2 separate regions of the Homo sapiens genome follow, and region 1 is linked to region 2. Evidence: chromatin loops called from intact Hi-C (ENCODE). Cell type or tissue: PC-9. All regions are shown on one strand. Links, peaks and the distances in the headings refer to the core of each region. The heading gives the core; the rest is flanking DNA. Region 1 has its middle 22 kb from the start of RBM47-AS1. Region 2 holds the start of CHRNA9 (cholinergic receptor nicotinic alpha 9 subunit).

Region 1 (10,946 bases), core at 1,653-9,652, 71 kb after region 2:
TTTTTTTTTGAAATGGAGTCCCGCACTGTCACCCAGGCTGGTGCAGTGGCACGATCTCGGCTCACTACAACCTCCACCTCCCAGGTTCAAGCGATTCTCCTTGCCTCAGCCTCCTAAATGGCTGGGATTTCAGGCGCCCACCACCACACCTGGCTTATTTTTTTGTATTTTTAGCAGAGATGGGGTTTCACTCTGTTGGCCAGGCTGGTCTCGAACTCCTGACCTCGTGATCTGCCCACCTCAGCCTCCCAAAGTGCTGGGATTACAGACGTGAGCACCGCTCCTGGCCACAATTAAACTTTCTTATTCCAATCCCCAAGAATGGTTACACGCTCTGTCTCTCTCATACTGCTCAAAACATTTTCCATTTCAATTTAAACCAAGCTTTCCTTATTCTACCCTGTCAAAACCAGGAATAATTAATTATGATATTCAAAATATTAATTTCCTTCCTTGCTTTCCTTTCTCTTCCCTAAAAAGAATATGAAGCAAGTGCTTTGGGGGAATTGTCTTTGCCCATCAAGAAGTGCACAAACTAGCGTGCCTGTAATCCCAGCTACTTGGGAGGCTGAGGCAGGAGAATCGCTTGAACCCCGGAGGCAGAAGTTGCAGTGAGCCGAGTTCGTGCCATTGCACTCCAGCCTGGGCAACAAGAGCGAAATTCCTTCCCCCCAACCCCACTCAAAAAAAAAAAGTGCAAAAACTGTTACAATGGGAGGAATAATTGTGGGGATTAATGTGCTTTTCTCTTCTAATTTTTTCCTTACTGGCTGGAAGAACTGTTTTATCTGGAGAAGGGGAGAATGATTAGAGTGGCTCCTGAAGGAATTGAAAGAAAGAAAGCTAGTATTCAGTTTCTGACATTCAAAATGGGATTTCACAGCCAGCCAATGACTTGAATGCTAGGTTTGGAGTGAAAGAAAGGATTTTTCTGAATCTCTTTAGCTCCCAGTTGGTCCGGATCATACAGTTTCTCCCACAGGAGAGAGAAGGTAACAGTTTATGATTTAGGTTTAGCCTGGAGTCTGACTACAGGAATAAGGAAGTTATAAGGTGGAGGAAGTAAATGAACTGATTGCCTCTTCTTGTCCTGGGGGATTGTCAGAGGAGGAGGCCATGAACAGATGCCAGGTTAGGAGGGAGGTGTGAGATGTGTGCTCTGACATCCCTGTGAAAGGCGTGTTGACAAGCTGAGAGGCACACGGAAGACATGGCTCTTCCTCAGTCCTTGTTTAGAACTGTGGGAGGAGAGTCCTTTACTCTGGGACTTAAAGCAAGGATGGGGTGAGCAGTCCAAATGGAGCAAAAGGCAGGTCACATGTCAGACAGTGAGAGGGCCTACTCTACAGCCCCATTGGAGAGCCTGCAAGTTAGGCCTGATGACCGCAGTCCAGGATGGCAGAGGGAGGGGGTGCAGAGCTCTGATGGGGCCACTGCTCCAGAAGGAGTTGGGGCGAGGTGAGGACACAGGGGGAAAATAAGAGGGAACCCAGGCAGGTGCTATGCCAGCTGAAGGCTCCAGTCATGGGCGCCAGCTGAACCCATAGGGTTCAGGACCTGCACAAAGCCAAGGTGCCTTCTTCCCCTTGATGATGCCATGAGCCATAGGTTCACACACCTTCTGATGAGGGATGGGGGAGGAGGCAGCAGAAACCAGAGACCCTAAGCAGGACCCAAAGGGACCAATTAAACTGTTGATTTGAACTAAGGTTTAAGCTGAACTGGGCATTTAGCTCTATTTCTTCTCTTTACCTAGCAAATAACAAATGAGATGACAACACAAAATATTTTCCCTGCACATCCAAGCTGTATGGTGAGCATATTTAAGTCTGCCACTGTGTATTTCAATAAAAGAAAATTAGCTGTTCTATCAGGCCCAGTGGTTTCAGGTCTTTTAACTTTTCTTCTTATTTTACCTTCTTGGTTCGAATTGCTAACCTCTATGTAGTTTCTGAATGTTCATATCCCTCTGAAATACCAGAGTATGTTCTCTTCTTCTCCCTCCTCCTCAACATCAGCAACAACAAAAAGAAGCAGGAAAGTGTCGCTGTTCCTGGGTTGAATTGTGTCCCCCAAAATTCATGCATTGATTTAGAGATAGGACCTTTAAAGAGGTAACTAAGTTAAAATAGACATTAGGGTGGTCCCTAATCCAATCTGACTGGTGTCCTTATAAGAGGAGACAGGGGGCCGATCATGGTGGCGCATCCCTATAATCCCAACACTTTGGGAGGCCAAGGTGGGCAGATCACTTGAGCTCACGAGTTTAAGACCAGCCTGAGCAACATTGTGAGATCCCCGTCTCTACAAAAAATACAAAAATTAGCCAGGCGTGGTGGTATATGCTCCTATAGTCCGAGCTACTCAGGAGGCTGAGGCAGGAGGATCACTTGAGTCCAAGAGGTCGAGGCTTCAGTGAGCAGAGATCACGCCACTGCACTCCAGCCTAGGTGACAGAGAGAGACCCTATCTCAAAAAAACAAAAAACAAAACAAACAAACAAACAAAAATGCCAGGGATGCACGCACAGTGCACGCAGAGAAAAGACCAGGTGAACAGGCATCAAAAAGGCAGCCGCAAGCCAAGGAGAGAGGCCTCAGAAAAAACCAAACGTGCCAATACCTTGACCTCACACTTCCAGCCTCCAGAACTATGAGAGTAAATTTCTGTTGTTGAAGTCACCCAGTCTGTAGTGTTTTGTTATGGCAGCCCTGGAAAACCAATAAACTCACCTTTCTTTGTTTTTGCTCAGGTAACAGAATTGTGCCAGTGAGTGCCGCCATGGCTAAACAGAGCCACACCTGGGCAACATGGTGTCTCTACCAAAAATACAAAACTTAGCCGGGCGTGATGGCATGTGTCCGCAGTTCCAGCTACTCAGGAGGCTGAGGTGGGAGGATCGCTTGAGCCTGGCAGGTCAAGGCTGCAGTGAGCCACCGCGCCTGGCCTTTTTATGTATTTTTTTTTTGAGGGGTAGGCATGAAATTAGCAGCACAAAATGAGAGACGGTATAAAAACTGAAACGTGATCCCCGAAAGTTTATCACAGTACAAGCTGAGAAGAGAAAACGTCAGGAAGTTTGTCATTTAGCAGAGTCCTTCCAGCTGCAAGGGCGACAGAAACTCTGTGACTTGTCAGCCAAAGGCCTGGGGTCTTGCGAATGTTCCTAATGAGCGGTGCTTTCTACCAGCTGGAAACCAGCTGCTTAACTGACATCTGGAAATGACTAATGGAAATTAGGGGAGGCCCCAAAAGAAATCAGGCTCTGGGAAAACACGGATTATAGAAACCCTACACATTTCTAGGATTATTATATTCTAGAAATACATAGAATACATATATACATATAATACATTGTATGTATTTCATATGTGTATGTATATGTATGTACATATATGTACACGTATATGTATGTACATATATGCACACGTATATGTATGTACATATATGCACACGTATATGTATGTACATATATGCACACGTATATGTATGTACATATATGTACACGTATATGTATTACATATATGCACACGTATATGTATGTACATATATGTACACGTATATGTATGTACATATATGTACACGTATATGTATGTACATATATGTACACGTATATGTATTACATATAATCCTGGGTTTTACTGTTTATTTATTTATTTTTTAGTTTCAGTTTTTTGAGACAACATCTCTCCCTGTCACCCAGGCTAGAGTACAGTGGTGCAATCTTGGCTCACTGCAGCCTCCGCCTTAGGGGTTCAAGGGACTCTGGTGCCTCAGTCTTCCAAGTAGCTGGGAATACAGGTGCGCACCAGCACGCCTGGGTAATTTTTGTACAAATTTTTAGTAGAGATGGGGTTTTGCCATGTTGGCCAGGCTGGTCTGGAACTCCTGGCCTCAAGTGATCTGCCACCTGGCCTCAAGTGATCTGCCCACCTCAGCCTCTCAAAGAGCTGGGATTACAGGCATGAGGCACCACACCTGGTGGGTTTTACTCTTTTTTAAAACAATGGTTTCTTAAAATGTAAATCAGTTGACCCAAGCTATTCAGGGAATGAGCCAGATTGCTCATCACTTGGATTGCTCAGCATCCTGCCTCAGGGACCCAGGTGTGGGGAAAGGTTTTCCCTCTGCTTGTGTTCAAGGTACTCAATCCTTATCCCATGATATGCCTGAGTTCAGGATTAGGACAGCCCAAAATATTAAGCAAGGCTAAGAACATCGATAGGGTTCCACCTGCCTTCAAACTACCCCTCCATCCCCTCCAACCAGGAAACACAAGCATTGACTTCATCCACCCATCTCTCTCTCTTACTTTATGATAATAATGCACAGGGCCTCATTTGGAGGAAAAAGTTTTTGCCTCATTCAACCAGAGTCCAGAGAGGAATTTTCTTCTGAAAGTGGAGATCCGTCTTATCTCCCCCACCTCTTGCCTTGGGGTTAGAATACCAGGAGACGGTGCTGGGACCCTGAGCAAGTGGTGGCATACCTGTCATGACCTTAGCCCTGCTCTAGGCCGTTCGCAACACACCCAGGTCCTGCTGCCCAGCACCCCTGCCTCCTTTCTAATCCTGTGTTTAGAGAAACACTCCAGTTTGCTCCTTGTCCCACAGCCTCAGAACTCAGTTCAAGGGGAGGGAGTGAACAAGCCTTCTCAGTTGTCAAAGGCCTTTGCTATCTGAGCATTGCAACAGCAAAAGCAAATGGCCTAATCCCTTACTTAGATAGGCAGGGCCAGAGCTAAGGCAAAGAATCTTGTTTGTCGTAGAATAATAGAATGCAGAACCAGTAGATGTCTCCTGGATCATCTGGCCCACAGTGCACAAATGAGGAAACTAAGACGCAGAAAGATGAAATAACTTGCCCAAGGTCACGCAGGCCCAGTATAAATAACACCAGTCGCCCCAACTTATTAAGCTCCTACTGTGTTACCTGCTATAGGGTAAAGCTTTTACCTGCCTTATGTCTCCTCACCACAACCTTGCAGGATAGGTGCTATAATCTCTGATTCACACAAAGAAAATGGAAGCCCAGAGAAGGCAGGTGACTTGCCCAGGGGAGCCCCCCAGCTTAGCACAAAGTCAGGTTTCCTTTTCTTTTCTTTCTTTCTTTGCTTTTTTTTTTTTTTTTTTTTTTTGAGACAGTGTTTCACTCTTATCACCCAAGCTGGAGTGCAGTGGTGTGATCTTGGTTCACTACAACCTCCACCTCCCAGGTTCAAGCGATTCTCCTGCCTCATCCTCCCAAGTAGCTGGGATTACAAGCTCCTGCCACCACACCTGGCTAATTTTTTTTTTGTATTTTTAGTAGAGATGGAGTTTCACCATGTTGGCCAGGCTGGTCTCGAACTCTTGACCTCAGGTGATCAGCCTGGCTCAGTCTCCCAAAGTGCTGGGATTACAGGCGTGAGCCACCACGCCCAGCCAAAGCCAGGTTTCCAACACTCTCTCAGCCACCACTCTCTAAAGTGAGACCCTGTTTTGTTGGTGGGTTTGTCAGAATGCTGGATTTTCCACATCTAAGACATGGCATGACATGATTGGCAGGTTGCAAGCGCTGCTGTTTCGTAAGAGACCAGTACAACAGGGAGAAGAAACTACCTGGCCTCCTCAGAACGAAAGAATTATAGCTCTCAGCTCAGCTTTCCATAGACCTCTCCAAAAAGGCTGTGAAATGTTGACAAACGAGTTAAAGTTGGATCAAGTGCCAGCCACTGTGCACTTACTTCCTGATTAGTTGTATCCATGGCCCTTGTCGCTGAGGACACAGAAAGCAAAGAGAATGTTAGCTTTCTCATATGGTGGTGTGAAATCAGAGGTTCCTCACAGCCCTGGGAGTTGGGGCCGAGCTGGGTTTGTGTCTCTTCTTGCCCCATCCCTCTCCTGCTGCTTGGTGTCTTTTCCTTCCTTCATGTCCCAGCCGTCCCCTGCAAGGCCCTACTCCACACCAGAACCTCTGCCCTAGTCCTCCTTCCCTCTGTCCCGTAAACACTACCTGTCCCATGTGCCTTTCCTCTGGGGCCCTGTTCTCTGTCCTCCGGGCTGACTGATAAGCTGATCCATGTGACGTGCTCAAGGGAAACTTGCTCCACTTAGGTAACACATTTGAGATTTAAAAGGTGGAGTTGTCAAGTTTCTGAGTCATCTGTCAGGGATACATCTGGGGAGCCAGGAAGGCCTTGGAGGGGCCATACAATCACAGGCTGAGTCACTCATTTCTAGGGTTGTCACAAGCTTGATACTCTGCTCGCCCTGTTCCCATACTGCTGGAGAAAAGGTTTCCAGTGCTCTGTCCATGCGAAGTATATAGTAAGCGAAACTTCTGTGCATCTGTTTCCTCACACAAATGCCACACTTAATGAGGGACGTGGTAACTCTCAACTGTACCCTGGGTCACTCCCAATTATCTTTCTGTGTATTAAAGCTGTGCTTAAAGCTATAGCAAAATAAGATTATTCTGGTAATTTTGAACCCTTATTATGGATCAGTCTCTACATATTGATCTCTAATCTTTATCACAACCTCAAGAGGTTAATATTATCACCTATTTTATTGATAAAGAAACTGAGATTCAGTGACTGGCCCAGATTATCTTAAGAAGAAAGTCTGAGAAAGGTCTGTCTGACCCCGTGGTCCTTGCTCTTCCTTTTGTGCAAGGACGTGTCACTTAGCTCAAAGTATGCCTATAGCCCAGGCTGGAGCTGGCTTTTGCTGGTTCCTGAGAGCTGATTGTGAAATTTTCAGAAATTAGACAAGCCAATGGTTAAACACAGCCATTACTGAAAGTAAAATACATAAACCTTACGATGTTAGTTATGGGCTTGTAAATACAAGAAAAATAGAAATAAAAAATATATATAAACTCAGGTATGTCTTTATGAGCAGCGTGAAAACAGACTAATACAGTAAATTGGTACCAGTAGAGTGGGGCAGTGCTGGAAAGATACCCAAAAATGTGGAAGCAACTTTGGAACTGGGTAACAGGCAGAGGTTGGGCAGTTTGGAGGGCTCAGAAGAAGACAGGAAAATGTGGGAAAGACTGGAACTCCTTAGAGACTTGTTGAAGGGCTTTGACCAAAATGCTGATAATGATATGGACAATGAAATCCAGGCTGAGGTGGTCTCAGCTGAAATGAGGAACTTGTTGGGAACTGGAGCAAAGGTGACTCTTGTTATGTTTTAGCAAAGAGACTGGCAGCATTTTGCACCTGCCCTAGAGATTTGTGAAAATTTGAACTTGAGAGAGATGATTTAGGGTATCTGGCGGAAGAAATTTCTAAGAAGCAAAGCATTCAAGAGGTGACTTAGGTGCTGTTAAAGGCATTCAGTTTTTTTTGTTTTGTTTTTTGAGATGGAGTTTCACTCTTGTTGCCCAGGCTGTAGTGCAATGGTGCAATGTCAGCTCACTGCAACCTCTGCCTCCCAGGTTCAAGCAATTCTTCTGCCTCAGCCTCCCAAGTAGCTGGGATTGCAGGCATGCACCACCACGCCTGGCTAATTTTTTGTATTTTTAGTAGAGATGGGGTTTCACCATGTTGGCCAGGCCGGTTTTGAACTCCTGACCTCAGGTGATCCACCCACCTTGCTTCCCAAAGTGTTAGGATTACAGGCGTGAGCCACCATGCCTGGCTCAGGCATTCAGTTTTACAAGGGAAGCAGAGCATAAAAGTTCGGAAAATTTGCAACCTGACAATGTGATAGAAAAGAAAGTCCCATTTTCTGGGGAAAAATTCAAGCTGGCCACAGAAATTTGCATACGTGATGAGGAGCCAAATGTTAATCACCAAGACAATGGGGAAAATGTCTCCAGGGCATGTCAGAGAACTTTGCAGCCACTCCCATCACAGGCCCAGAGGCCTAGGAGAAAAAAAATGGTTTTGTGGGCCGGGTGCAGTCTAGTGATTTGGTGCCCTGCATCTCAGCCACTCCTCCAGCCGTGGCTGAAAGGGGCCAATGTAGAGCTTGAGCCATGGCTTCAGAGGGTGCAAGCCCTAAGCCTTGGCCACTTCCATATGGTGTTGAGCCTGCAAGTGCACAGAAATCAAGAATTGGGGTTTGGGAACCTCCACCTAAATTTCAGAGAATGTATGGAAACACCTGGATGCCCAGGCATAAGTTTGCTGCAGGGCGGGGCCCTCATGGAGAACCTCTGCTAGGGTAGTGTGGAAAGGAAATGTGGGGTCAGAGCCCCTACACAGAGTCCCTACTGGGGCACTGCCTAGTGGAGCTGTGAGAAGAGGACCATCATCCTCCAGACTCCAGAATGGTAGATCCACTGACAGCTTGCACCGTGTGCCTGAAAGTGACGGACACTCAACACCAGCCTGTGAAAGAAGCTGGGAGGGAGGCTGTACCTTGCAAAGCCATAGGGGTGGAGCTGCCCAAGACCATGGGAACCCACCTTTTGCATCAGTGTGACCTGGATGTGAGACATGGAAGCAAAGGAGGCCATTTTGGAGCTTTAAGACTTGACTGCCCTGCTGGATTTCAGACTTGCATGGGGCCTGTAGTCCCTTGTTCTGGCCCATTTCTCCCATTTGTAATGGCTGTATTTACCCATGCCTGTACTCCCATTGTATCTAAGAAATAACTAATTTGCTTTCAATTTTACAGGCTTATAGGCAGAAGGGCTTGCCTTGTCTGGAATGAGACTTTGGATTGGGGACTTTTGAGTTAATGCTGAAATGACTTAAGACTTTGGGGGACTGTTAAGAAGGTGTGATTGGTTTTGAAATGTGAAGACATGAGATTTGGGAGGGGCCAGGGCAGAATGATATGGTTTGGCCGTGTCCCTACCCAAATCTCATCTCAAATTCCCATGTGTTGTGGGAGGGACCTGGTGGGAGGTAATTGAATCATGGGGGCAGGTCTTTCCAATTCTGTTCTCATAATAGTGAATAAGTCTCATGAGATCTGATGATTTTATAAGGGGTAGTTTTCCAGCATGAGCTCACTCTTTACCTCCCACCATCCATGTAAGACGTGACTTGCTCCTCCTTGCCTTCCACCATGATTGTGAGGCCTCCCCAGCCATGTGGAACTGTAAGTCCATTAAACCACCTTCTTTTGTAAATTGCCCAGTCTTGGGTATGTCTTTATCAGCAGCATGAAAACGGACTAATCCACCCTCCTGCTTCTCTGACTGTGGCTTCTCAGATACATGCATGGCTCCTCTTTTTCTAACTGCCCTCTAATTGTTGATGTTCCTCAAAGTTCTATTTGCATCCTGCCTCCTTTGTCATTGTGCATGTTCTTCCTGTCTGATCTTCTTTATCTCATGTTCTTGGCTGCCAAATGTATGTATATCAAGTATTGGTTTCTGAAAGAATCCTGGTAAATAGCACTTGTTTTCCCCTTCCATATTCTGAATAATCTGAGAAATGAAACAAATAACTAAAATGGGTGCTAAAACCACACAAAAATCAGATGTAATTTTATATACTAGAAATAATCCAAAAATGAAATTAACAATTCCATTTACAATAGCATCAAAAAGAATAAAATACTTTGGAATAAATTTAACTAAGATATAGGAGACTTGTACACTGACACTGGGCATGGTGGCTCACACTTGTAATGCCAGCACTTTGGGAGGCTGAGGCAGGAGGATTGCTTGAGCCTAGGAGTGTGGACCCACCCTGGGTAACACAGTGAGACCCTGTCTCAAAAAAAAAAAAAAAAAAAAAAAGGATAGAAACAAACAAAAGACTTGTACACTAAAAACTATAAAACATTGCTGAAATAAATAAAGAACATGTAAATAGGAAAAACATCTTGTGTTCATGAATTGGATCATTTAATTTTGTTAAGAGAGCAATACTTCACTAAGTGATCTACAGATTCAATGCAACACTTACTTATAAAAGTCCCAACAGTTTTTTTTGAAGAAATGGAAAAATTGATCCTAAAATTTATACAAAATTACAAGGGACCCTGATAGCCAAAATAATCTTGAAAAAGAAGAATAAAGTTAGAGGACTCACTCTTTCCAATTTGATTTTATTTTACTTATTTATTTATTTTATTTTTATTTATTTCTTTATTTTGAGATGGAGTTTTGCTCTTGTTGCCCAGGCTGGAGTGCAATGGCATGATCTTGGCTTACTGCAACCTCTGTCTCCCAGGTTCAAGTGATTCTCCTGCTTCAGGCGCCCTAGTAGCTGGGATTACAGGTGCACACCACCACACCCGGCTAATTTTTTGTATTTTTAGTAGAGACAGAGTTTCACCATGTTGGTCAGGCTGGTCTCAAACTCCCGACCTCAGGTGATCCACCCACCTTGGCCTCCCAAAGTGCTGGGATTACAGGCATGAGCTACCATGCCCGGCCTTATTTTTATTTTTGAAGGTACATTAGCATCTTCCCAATTTTAAAACTTACTACAAAGCTATGGTAATCAAGATGGTGCAGTACCAGCATAAGGGTAGACATGTAGACCAGTGAAATAGAATTGAGAATCTAGAAACAAACCCATACATCTATGGTCAATTGATTTATGATAAGGGTGCCAAGACTGCTCAATAGGGAAATAATGGTCTTCAACAAATTGTGCTGGGACAATGAAATATCAAAAAGAATGAAGTTGGACCCTTATATCACACAATAAGCAAAGATTAACTAAAAATGAATCAAAGATCTAACTATAAACTATAAAATTCTTCAAATAAGACATAAGGGAAAATCTGCATGACCTTGGATTTGACAATGGATTCTCAGATGTGACACCAAAAGTACAAGAAACAAAAAAAGGCCGGGTGTGGTGGCTCATGCCTGTAATCCCAGCACTTTGGGAGGCTAAGGCAGGTAGATTGCTTAAGTCCAAGAGTTCCACACCAGCCAGGACAACATGGCATAACCCTGTCTCTACAAAAAAATAAAAATTAAAAAAAATTAGCCAGGTGTGGTGGTGTGTTCCTGCAATCCCAGCTACTCAGGAGGCTGATGTG
Region 2 (10,473 bases), core at 2,474-10,473:
GAGGTTGGGGGCTGGTAGCTCTCAGAATAGCCTGGGAAGGGTATCAGCTGGGTTTGCACAGTGTTGTCTCCGAATCTCCCAGCTCCCCTTCTCTATGATTAGCATCCTTGAAGTAGCGTGCTACTGTTAACAGAAGAGCAGAGTGTGCCCCTTCTGCTTTTTCCCATGCTTGTCATTTGCCTAACTCTTACAATGTTAGCAGAGAGACAGTGTTTGCAACGAGCAGGGAAATATTGCACAATTGTGACTGCAGGGTCTGCTATGAGAAGAGGAAGCAGAGCCAGTGGGGTGAGAACCTCCTGGGATGAGAAGGGGTCGGAAACTCAAGAACAAAGGAAAATGTCTGAGAAGTCCCAAGGAGCAAGTGGGCTACCATTGAGGACAGAAATCTCCCATGGATGAGGTCTCCTCTGTGCAGCAAAGAAAGACCCCAGAAACAGGAGGAAGCCAGGAGATACTCACCCTATACCACACTGTACAGTTTTATAGCTTTCAAATATATTCCCTCAGGGGATTTCAGGGAAAATAGTATGCACCCTCTGACAAAGCACAGACATCAGAGCCCGCTACAGTCCCCAGATCACTCACTTGGACATACTGGATACCCTGGATCATATATCAGCTGCTCTCCTGACCCAGAAAACTGCATGTCTCTTATCACCCACTCATGTCTCTTCATGAACTTGGCTCTTCTGTTGGCAACTTTATGAGTTTCTTTTTACCAGTGGGTGCTTTCTGACTACCGTAGCCTGTGTGGTTTGGCAAGGGGAATCATAGTGGCATTCACTGAGAGTCTTGCTTTGTGCCAGGTGTGTGCTTGGTACTTTATCTGCTTTCTCTTGAATCCTCACAATAACCCTTTTGGGTAAAATATTATAATCTTCCTTTATACAAATGAGAAAATGAGACTCTGAGAAATAATTACTACTAACATGACTAGTAAGTGGTGGTCCTAGGACTTGAACTGGGGCCATAGGACTCCTCCTGTGTCCTTAGGTCCTTTCTGTTGCATTAGGTCAGCAGAGACATGGGGAGATGCCTCCACACCCTCCCCCTGCATCCTTGGCAGATGCTGCTAACTGGATTTGGTGGTTGTTTCCCTTGAGCTAGGACTATGTATAAGGGAAAAATTATGGTCCATGTTCTCAAGGAATTTTGCTTTGACATAGGTTAAAATATAACACAGCAGTAGACTGACAATGTAAGGCTGTAAATAACATCCTGGCCATGAGTGCTAAAAAAATCAGGTAAGCTTATGAATCATAGGAAATATACCCACCATTCTTTGTCTGAAAGCTGGCCTTTCCCTTACTTCTTAATTCCTTAGATTTCTCATTCTAGATATTACTCATTTATGCATCAACAAATATCCTCTAATATCCTCTCTGTATCTGGGAGAATAGCACAGAACATGACAAAGCCCCCACTTTTGTGGAACTTAATTTTAGTAGGGAGACAGACGATAACTACCAAGTGCAATGCATACATGCAGGTCAGCTGGTCCTAAGTGCGAGGAAGGGTGGATCCCAGAGATGGAGAGAGGGCTGGGATGTTACTCTACGTAACATCATCAGGGAAGGGCTTCTGATAAGGAGGCACTAGGCAGAACCCAGGAGGAAGAAGAAGGGGAGTCAGGAGGATATGCTAATGGTGCTCCAGGCAGAGGGAACAGAAGGAGGGGCGCAGTGTGCATGTGGAATGCAAGGAGGCCAGCACGGCTGGAGCTACATGAGCGAGGGGGAGAGTGTTGGAGAAGGAAAGTCGGGGGAGACATCACGTACGGCCTTGTAGTTGCCAGTAAGGATTTTGGCTTTTATTCCAAATAAGGTGAGAATCCACTGGAGAGAATCCACTGGGCAGAGGGGTGACATGATCAGATTTGTGTTTTAAGATGACCACCTGGCTGGGCTTGGTGGCATGTACTTGTAGTCCCAGCTATCTGGGAGGCTGAGATGGGAGGATCTCTTGAGCCCAGGAATTGGAGGCCACAGTGCACAATGATAATGAGGGAGTGCAGTGAATAGCTGCTGCACCCCAACCTGGGCAACACAGTGAGACCCCCATCTTATAAATTATTTAAAAATAGGCTGGTCATGGTGGCTCATGCCTGTAATCCCAGCACTTTGGGACTCTGAGGCAGGTGGATCGCTGGAGCTCAGGAGTTTGTGACCAGCTTGGCCAACATGGTGAAACCCTGTCTCTACTAAAAATACAAAAATTAGCCAGGCATGGTGGCAGGCACCTGTAATCCCAGCTACTTGGGAGGCTGAGGCAGGAGAATTGCTTGAACCTGGGAGGCAGTGAGCTGAGATTGTGCCACTGCACTCCAGCCTGGGTGACAGAGTGAGACTCCGTCTCAAAAAAAAAAAATTAAATTAAAAAAATAAAAATAGAAATAAAAAATAGATGAAATGAAATAAAATGACCGTCTGGCTCTTACCTGGAGAAGGGAATTCAGGGGCACCGTTGGCTGCTAGGAGGCAAGTGTGGTTGGTGCAGATGGCAGTCAGCAATGGCTTAGACCAGGAAGACAATAGGGAAGGTGGGGAGAGGCGGCTGGGTTCCCGATATGTTGTGAAGGTGGAACTGCTGGGATTCATTCACAGATTGGATGTGGGGTGTTCCAGGTTGAATTGCATCCTACAGAATTCACACGCTGAAATCCTAACCCCCAGTACTGAAGAATGTGACCATATTTGGAGATATGGTCTTTAAAGAGGTAATTAAGGTTAAGTGAGGTCACTGGGGCGGGACTAATTTCATCTGAGGAGACAACGGGTTTCGGTACAATCGGGGAATAGGGTCACAACCTAGAAACCAAACAGAACTCTGGGACTCTGTATCTCTTAGGGAAATTGCCAGAGCCCTGCCCTCCAGGCCTGTCCTTATTCATGGGGATCTGAGAAGAAGAGATTAGGACCCAGACATGCACAGAGGAGACCCTGTAAGGACACAAAGAGAAGACAGCCATCTGCAAGCCAAGAAGAAAGGCCTTGGGGGAAACCAGCCCTGCCCACACCTTGGTCTGGACTTCCAGCTGATTCTTGGATGAGCTGGTCCTTAGGCACGGAGGCAGGACTGTGAGAAAATAAATTTCTGTTTTTAATTCACCTGGTCTATGGTATTTTGTTGTGGGAGTCCAAGTAGACTAATACATGGGGTTTGAGAGAGAAGAAGCGAGGATGATGCGCAGGAGTTGGATCTGTTTGAAGTTAGGTTAGGAAAGTTCATTTCCTTCACGATGCCCAGAAGCACCAAGAGAGATTGTCCCGCTGGGTTTCACTCAGAAGAGTTTTCCAGTCCACTACACACCACTGACAGAGCCAGAGTACAGTGGGACAAGAGTGAGACACAGGCACATGCAGTCACAAAAGGAGAATCGGCTCCATGCCCAGTGTGATCACCTTCAGGTGCCCACACCATAATGAGCTCCGGTCCGACGTTCCTGTTGGCCCAGAGGTCCTCCTTCCTCCCCTTCCTGAATCGCTTTTGTTCTGATCTAACCTGCACTTCCCCAGGCCAATGGATTTGAGTACAGCTGGGGAAGGGAGTTGCTAGGATTTCTAGCAATCTAGAAACAAAACTGTGTTCTGGGACTCTGTACTTCTCAGTGAAACTGCCAGAGTTCTGCCCTCCAGTCCTGTCCTTATTCATGGGGACCCCAGAGAGACTCACTTGAACTTCTGACCCATTCCCCTGCTGCTCACCCTGCCAGCCCCTGGCCTGGCTGTAGCCACAGTTCCCACCATCACCTATATCTGGAAACTCTAATTCCTCATCCACGACACTATCACGGTCACCCTGTGGAAGTGAGGAGGCTTGCCCAGCCTCCAGACATCCAACAGGGTTGCTTCCTACTCTTTCCAGTTCTCTTACATTTCTGATTCCTTATTAGAAAGGGTTCTTCCATGCCCAGAGCCTCCGCTGGAAGGCAGTTTGAGTCTCACTGGCTGAGCTGCAGTGGGAGTCAGCCCTGGCCCTGCCATGCGTCTGCGCATGTCAAGCTCTTTTCCCTGCAGGCTTTGCCCCTTCTTCATCTGGAACGCTGTTTCCTATTGCAATTTTCATGAGCAAAGTGGATTTATGGATCTGTTTATCTATGTCAGGGGTCAACAAACTATGCCCTGCCACCTATTTTCGTAAATAAAGTTTTATTGGAACATAGCCACACATTCATTTTGCTATAGGCTGCTTTCATAGTACAATGGCAGAGAAGAGTAGTTGGTACAGAGACCATATGGCCTGCCAAGATGAAAATATTTACTATCTAGCTCTTTGCAGAGAGTTTGCCAATCTCTGTGACGGAGTTAGATTGTGTAACTCTCACAAAATGGATAAGAGGATTAAAAAGACTACTGCAGAAATAAGTAAGTAAATAAATAAATCCACGGTGGACTGACAATAATATTAACATCACAATAAAAAAGGACAACAAGAAAATAGTAGGACTGATATTCTTCCACCCACAGTACAAATTGCTTGTCACATAAAACAATTATCCTCTAACCAGGTCTGTCAAGAAGTTGGGAGAGAGATTGGGTGAGGGAGAGAGATGGAAGGGGGAGAGGAAGAGGGGAGGAAAAATAAATAAATTAAATAAATAAATATATAAATAAACAAATAGTGGCATTGAGCTACAAATGACATGCTTAGCATGTCATTTTCCCCTTTAATGATCATTTATCCAGCAATTTTATGGTCAAGCACTATTTTTAGGGTTCCACATGCATTAACTGATTCAGTCCTCAAAACAACCCCAAGAGGTAGGCACTATTTATAATTGTCCCCATTTTATAGATGAAGAAACTGAGGTCGAATAATCTGGCTGAGCTTACACAGCTAGTAAGTGGTGGGGTTGGACTTGAATCCAAGCAGTTCAACTCCAGGGTCTGTGCTCTTAAACTCTACATTATACTGCTTTTGATCAAGAATACGAAGTGGCTGGGCATGGTGACTCACCTGTAATCCCAGCACTTTGGAAGGCTGAGGCAGGTGAATCACGAGGTCAGGAGTTCAAGACCAGCCTGGCCAAGATGGTGAAACCCCATCTCTACTAAAAATACAAAAAAAAAAAAAAAAAAAAAAAAAAAAAAGCCGGGCGTGATGGCAGGTGCCTGTAATACCAGCTACTTGGGAGGCTGAGGCACAGAATTGCTTGAACCCAGGACGTGGAGGTTGCAGTGAGCTGAGATCACGCCACTGCATTCCAGCCTGGGCAACAGAGCAAGACTCAATCTCAAAAAAAAAAAAAAAAGAAGAAGAAATAGAAAACAAAGACAGAAGTAAACCCTAAAATGTTTGGAGAGTGGTGCCATGGGCAGCCCTTTTGGCATGACTTTGCGTCCTAACTACCAATCTTATCCTAAACTCTGGTGCAAGGTGAAGGAATTCATGTAGCTGTCTTTTAAAGGAGCTTTGAGGGGGTTTTTTTGTTTGTTTGTTTTGTTTGTTTGTTTTTCAAGACACATATCTAGGATAAATCCAGCAAATTTAGAAAGTAGAAGTGAAATAGGTCCTTGGGGATGGCATCCCATTGAGGTATCTCCTGCCATTTCAGTGAGTTGTGAAGCATTGGTTAGCATGCGTCATGGCTCTGAGTGCCTAGGACAGCACTCCTCTGTGAAGAGCCCAGCCTCCTGGGGAGGTTGAGGGTCTCTGGCATGGTTCTTGGTGGAGAGTCAGCATCCTTTACCCACCTTCCTGTGGGGCAGATCGAAGTCCCACCTGCCCTTGGCTGAAAGGAAGTGCATTCCCAAGCCTCCTAAAGGCACACTTGACCTTGATTTCCTCTGAGCTTCCTCACCAGATGAACTGGTGTTGTGTAAGGAGCACTGTATTGAGTCAGGACGATGGGTTATGTCCTTGCGAAGGCTTCTGACCTCTCTAGTCCTCAGTTTCTTTATCTGTAACATGAGTGACCTTAGCTAGATGGTCCTCAAAGAGCTCTTTACAGGTTAGAAGTGCTCTGATCCTGTACTTAATGAAATGGAGAAAATATTCATGCCATATTCATTTGCAGGGAAAAAATCCTTTGCAAAACATGATGTTTGACTCTTGTAATTTTTGTTTTAAAAAACACATGTAGCAGAATGAAGGTATTTGTTCTTCCCATCCCCACTCTGCTGCTGGGCAGAGGATATTTTAGCCATAGAATTCACTAGGATTCTTTGTCAGACAGGACTCTATTCTAAGGAATGGGAGCACTGCCATCATCCTCCTGGAATGGAGTCAGGGATGCCCCCCAGGACACTGGACCCCAATGGGCAAAGGTTCTCAGCAGCTTCAACCTAAAAGAGGCCCCTGAGGGGAGAAGGGACCCTGAAGGGAGGGGAGTGGTATAGGAAGGGAAGGGACACCATTCAAGGTAGGCCCTGTGTCAACTACAATTCAACCCTGTGAGTGCTGTAAGGAATCCAAGACATATGAGGTAAAGATCCTCTACACACAAGGAAGTCACCACCCAGCTGGCATCAAAAGCCATATTGATGAAAGACAACGAGAAGGAAGAGATGCATTGTTAGTGTTGCAGGGAGCACAGTGGATTGGGGCAGGTGGCCTGGATCCTGTCTCTGGCCGATCACTGCTGGAGGGAAGCCACTCTGCATCCCTGGGCCTCAGTTTCCTCATATAGAAGTGAGGCATTAAACTCAATTTCAAAATTACCTTCTGCCTCTGAGATTCTGGAGCGGATGGTTTGCTGAAGGAGGACTGAGCGTGGGCACCCGGAATTGTGTCATTTGATGAATGAGTCAGACTAGGGGCGTCAGAAAAATAATGTCTTCACAATCAACACAATGGGATAGGCAATTAAGAAACACTTTGCCGATGGCTTGAGTGTCTGTTCCACTCAGAGGATACATTCCCGAAGAGGGATGGGGTGACTCATCAGGCGGCTGTAACCTGATGAAACAGAGCTATCCAATTTCCTCGCTCCAATTCCAGGCAACCAAATTATCTTAATATGGTTTTCCAAAGCAGTTTCCCCAGGCAAGAGGAGAGACAGACATGAGTTTCCAGACTAAGCAGCAATTGAAAATTGACATTTTTTTATAGGAGTAAAATTATATCACATATGAGAAATGACTGAAACTTTATATGAAGTAGCATTCAAATGCAAAGGGTGTCATCATTAGCAATATCACCATTGGTTATTATTCTCATGCTGATTTGGTCAGCCTTTGAACCAGTTTTTCTTTTTTTTTTTCGAGCTGGTAAATCCTGGGTGACTTGGTGAGTATAGAAATTCTGGGTATGCAAAGCTGATCAAAGATGATAATTACTGATATTTAGAAAGTGCTTTCACATACAGTTATCTCAGTAGCTCTAGAGAGAGAAAATATTATTTTCCCCAGTCTGTAGTTCTGGAAGGCTCAGAGAGGTTAGGTGACTTTTACAGAATAATAGAGCTCGTCAGGGTTTGGCTGGCAGTCAAACCCAGGTGGTCAAGTCCAAATCCAACTCACAGTGTTGCTGCTTCTTAAGCGAGTGATTATCCGCCCATCCAGCACACCCCCTCACATATATACTCACAAACATTTACTATGCAAGATCCATGCCCAGTGGGACAGCTGCAGGAGGGATCAGAAGCTGAGGCAGAGAAAAAACCAAAATGCCAATATATTCTGGAGATCATAGAACCGTGTCTCTTTCCCTCTTCAAATGCTGCTAAAAGCACGTAGAGTCTTTCTGGACAGCCGTCCCATGGCTCAGTCTTTTAGGCTTCCCTTAGTCCCTGGACTCAGGCTGACTCTGCTCATGGTGGGTGTAGAAATCTCCCATTCTGCTTAGATGGAGTCTCTGGGGTGTCAGGCATACCCCTGTTGCCTGCATCTACCTCCTTTTCTGTCTGGTTGTTTCTGCTGAGGGTGGCTAGGGACCCTCAACTGAGATGGCCCCCCACAACAGCACTGTTGGACCTAACACACCCTGGGTTCCCGGCTTCTCAGCCACTGGAGCTGCCAGTCTCAAATTACCGGAGGGGAGGGAGGGCAGGCCTGGATCTCAGGATCTCGGTCCTGCATGCAATGCAAGCCTGAGCTCTCCCGCCATAAGGCTGCAGCGGTGTGGGCTCCTTGTGCCCAGATCCTTTGTATTCATAGGGGGAAGTGGAAGACCACGCTGCCTGACTGAGACTTTATTATAGAGGCTCAGGAAAAAGATGAACTGGTCCCATTCCTGCATCTCCTTTTGCTGGATCTACTTTGCTGCTTCCAGACTGAGAGGTGAGAGGCTGGTGACACGTAACCTATCTTGTCTCATCTGGGGCTATTGCTTTGGTGGGAGGTGGGGCAGGACAGGGAAGACAAAACAGATGATTCAACCGCATGGAAGTGTTCTGTGCTTCCTACTGACTCTGATCTTGGTAGGGCATGCCAGAAAAACAACTCATCCATCCACCCAAAGCTTGTCCCTCGCCAGTGTTGGGCCATCCCCCATTTTAGACCTCAGTCTTGTGTTGTTTGTCTTGAAATACACACAACACTCTGAATGTTAATCCAGATCCCTCTTGTTGAGTAGCTGCAGAGACGGCAGATGGAAAATATGCTCAGAAGTTGTTTAATGACCTTTTTGAAGATTATTCTAATGCTCTTCGTCCAGTGGAAGATACAGATAAAGTCCTGAATGTGACCCTGCAGATTACGCTCTCTCAGATTAAGGATATGGTGAGTAACACATGGTGCTGACTCTGTGGAATGATTCTTAGAGGATAAACAACCATGCTTTCTGAAGAGAATGTCTTAACTGGGAATTTGAGAGGGAATGATAGCTCCTTAAGCAAGCTGGTGGGAGAAGAGAATGTCGGGAAAAGGAAGCTTTCTACAAAACTAATTAATTTCAAGAAACGTTACCTAATCCTGGTCATTAACTGTAACAGTCTTAGATAATCTAAAGAAAGATGGGGTTACATACTGTATGCAGCCATTTATATAAAATGTCCAAAAGAGGTAAATCCGTAGAGACAGAAAACGGCATAGAGGTTGCCGGGGTCTGTGGGGAGGACGGGGAAAACGGCCAGTGAGTTCTTAATGATTACGGCGTTTCTTTGCGGGGGGAAGAAATGATCTTGAATTAGGCAGTGGTGATGGTTGCACAACGTTGTGAATATATTGGAAGCCGGTGCATTGTTCCCTTCGAAAATGATTAAAATGGTGAGTTTTAATGTGAATTTGATCTTAATTTTTTTTTTGAGACGGAGTCTTGCTGTCACCCAGGCTGGAGTGCAGTGGCATGATCTCCGCTCACTGTAAGCTCTGCCTCCTGGGTTCACACCATTCTCCTGCCTCAGCCTCCTGAGTAGCTGAGACTACAGGCACCCGCCACCACACCCGGCTAATTTTTTTTTTGTATTTTTAGTAGAGACAGGGTTTTACCGTGTTAGTCAGGATGGTCTCAATCTCCTGACCTCATGATTCGCCCGCCTCGGCCTCCCAAAGTGCTGGGATTACAGGCATGAGCCACCGCGCCCGGCCAATCTCAATTTTTTAAAAAAGGTAGTGTTTTAAGATGGCATAGCTTATTAGTGCTTATCTATGTTTAATTACACAATGTTATGAAACTTGAAAGATTTTCCTTCTGCACATTGTTATTTCCTGACTTTTGCTTTCAAGTACATCATTCATTGATCAATTTTCAGGAAATATAGGCAGTTGATCTATGCAAAGATATCAATACTAAAATATTTGTCCACTTTACATTCTGAACACTAAATCTAGGAGGAAAAAAAATATGATCTTGGCAGTCAATCAAGGGGATAGAATAAATAAAGAATAAAGCTCTCACTTTACTTATTGAAATTTGATGAGTGTTTGTGAAATTCCTATTGTGAAGAACAAGTGTCCTATCAGTGGAAAACATTTCAAGTGTCTGCTAGGTAAAGCGACATCTGGATTCATTGTGTAGGATGAAAGAAACCAAATTCTGACTGCTTATTTGTGGATCCGCCAAATCTGGCACGATGCCTATCTCACGTGGGACCGAGATCAGTACGATGGCCTAGACTCCATCAGGATCCCCAGTGACCTCGTGTGGAGGCCAGACATCGTCTTATATAACAAGTAAGTGCAGCTCAGAACTGAGGCTTTTCAGGCATGAACGTGTTGATTTCATAGAATTTAAACATAATGAAAAAGGAATGTTTAAAACATGCATGAAATTAAATATTAATCCATGTTCCTAGGACTTACTGAAATAAGAGACATAGAATCTTAGATCAGGAAATAATATGTCATAAAAGCTTAGAGCTGGAAAGAAACCATCCATCTACATGCCCCTTTTTCAGGTGGGAAAGTGGAGGCTGCATTAGTTTGCTAGGGCTAACTTTGCCATAACAGAGTAGCACAGATTAGATGACTTAACAAAAATGTGTTATCTCACAGTTCTGGAGTTGAGATGCCTGAGATGAAGGGGTTGACAGCGTGGTTTCCTCTGAGGGCTGTGAGGGAGGATCTGTACCAGGCCTCTCTTCTAGCTAAT

The links. Hi-C counts contacts between places; a loop is a spot of excess contacts. Peaks named below come from ENCODE experiments on the same cell type or tissue, not always from the same donor. Only the 100,000 strongest peaks of a DNase experiment are listed, where the experiment ranks them.
Region 1: it touches region 2 in a loop (3-fold over the local background); 2 of 110 quality-filtered maps call a loop at or near these places.

The regions. Positions count from the first base shown.
Region 1 is chr4:40,398,685-40,409,630 of GRCh38, forward strand. No RefSeq gene overlaps it. Among named protein-coding and RNA genes, the nearest start is that of RBM47-AS1, 22 kb to the right of the region's middle. In PC-9, for the core only: no CTCF peak of the experiment used is centred there; DNase peaks (open chromatin) are centred at 4,047, 4,657, 5,617 and 6,157; H3K4me3 peaks cover 859 bases; H3K27ac peaks cover 3,947 bases.
Region 2 is chr4:40,327,310-40,337,782 of GRCh38, forward strand. It overlaps CHRNA9 (cholinergic receptor nicotinic alpha 9 subunit), which reads left to right and starts at 8,024. Exons shown (of 5, transcript NM_017581.4): 1 at 8,024-8,222; 2 at 8,518-8,663; 3 at 9,901-10,055. The coding sequence starts at 8,159. It overlaps LINC02265 (long intergenic non-protein coding RNA 2265), which reads left to right. Exons shown (of 4, transcript NR_121641.1): 4 at 2,851-3,110. In PC-9, for the core only: no CTCF peak of the experiment used is centred there; a DNase peak (open chromatin) is centred at 6,832; H3K4me3 peaks cover 1,090 bases; H3K27ac peaks cover 2,852 bases.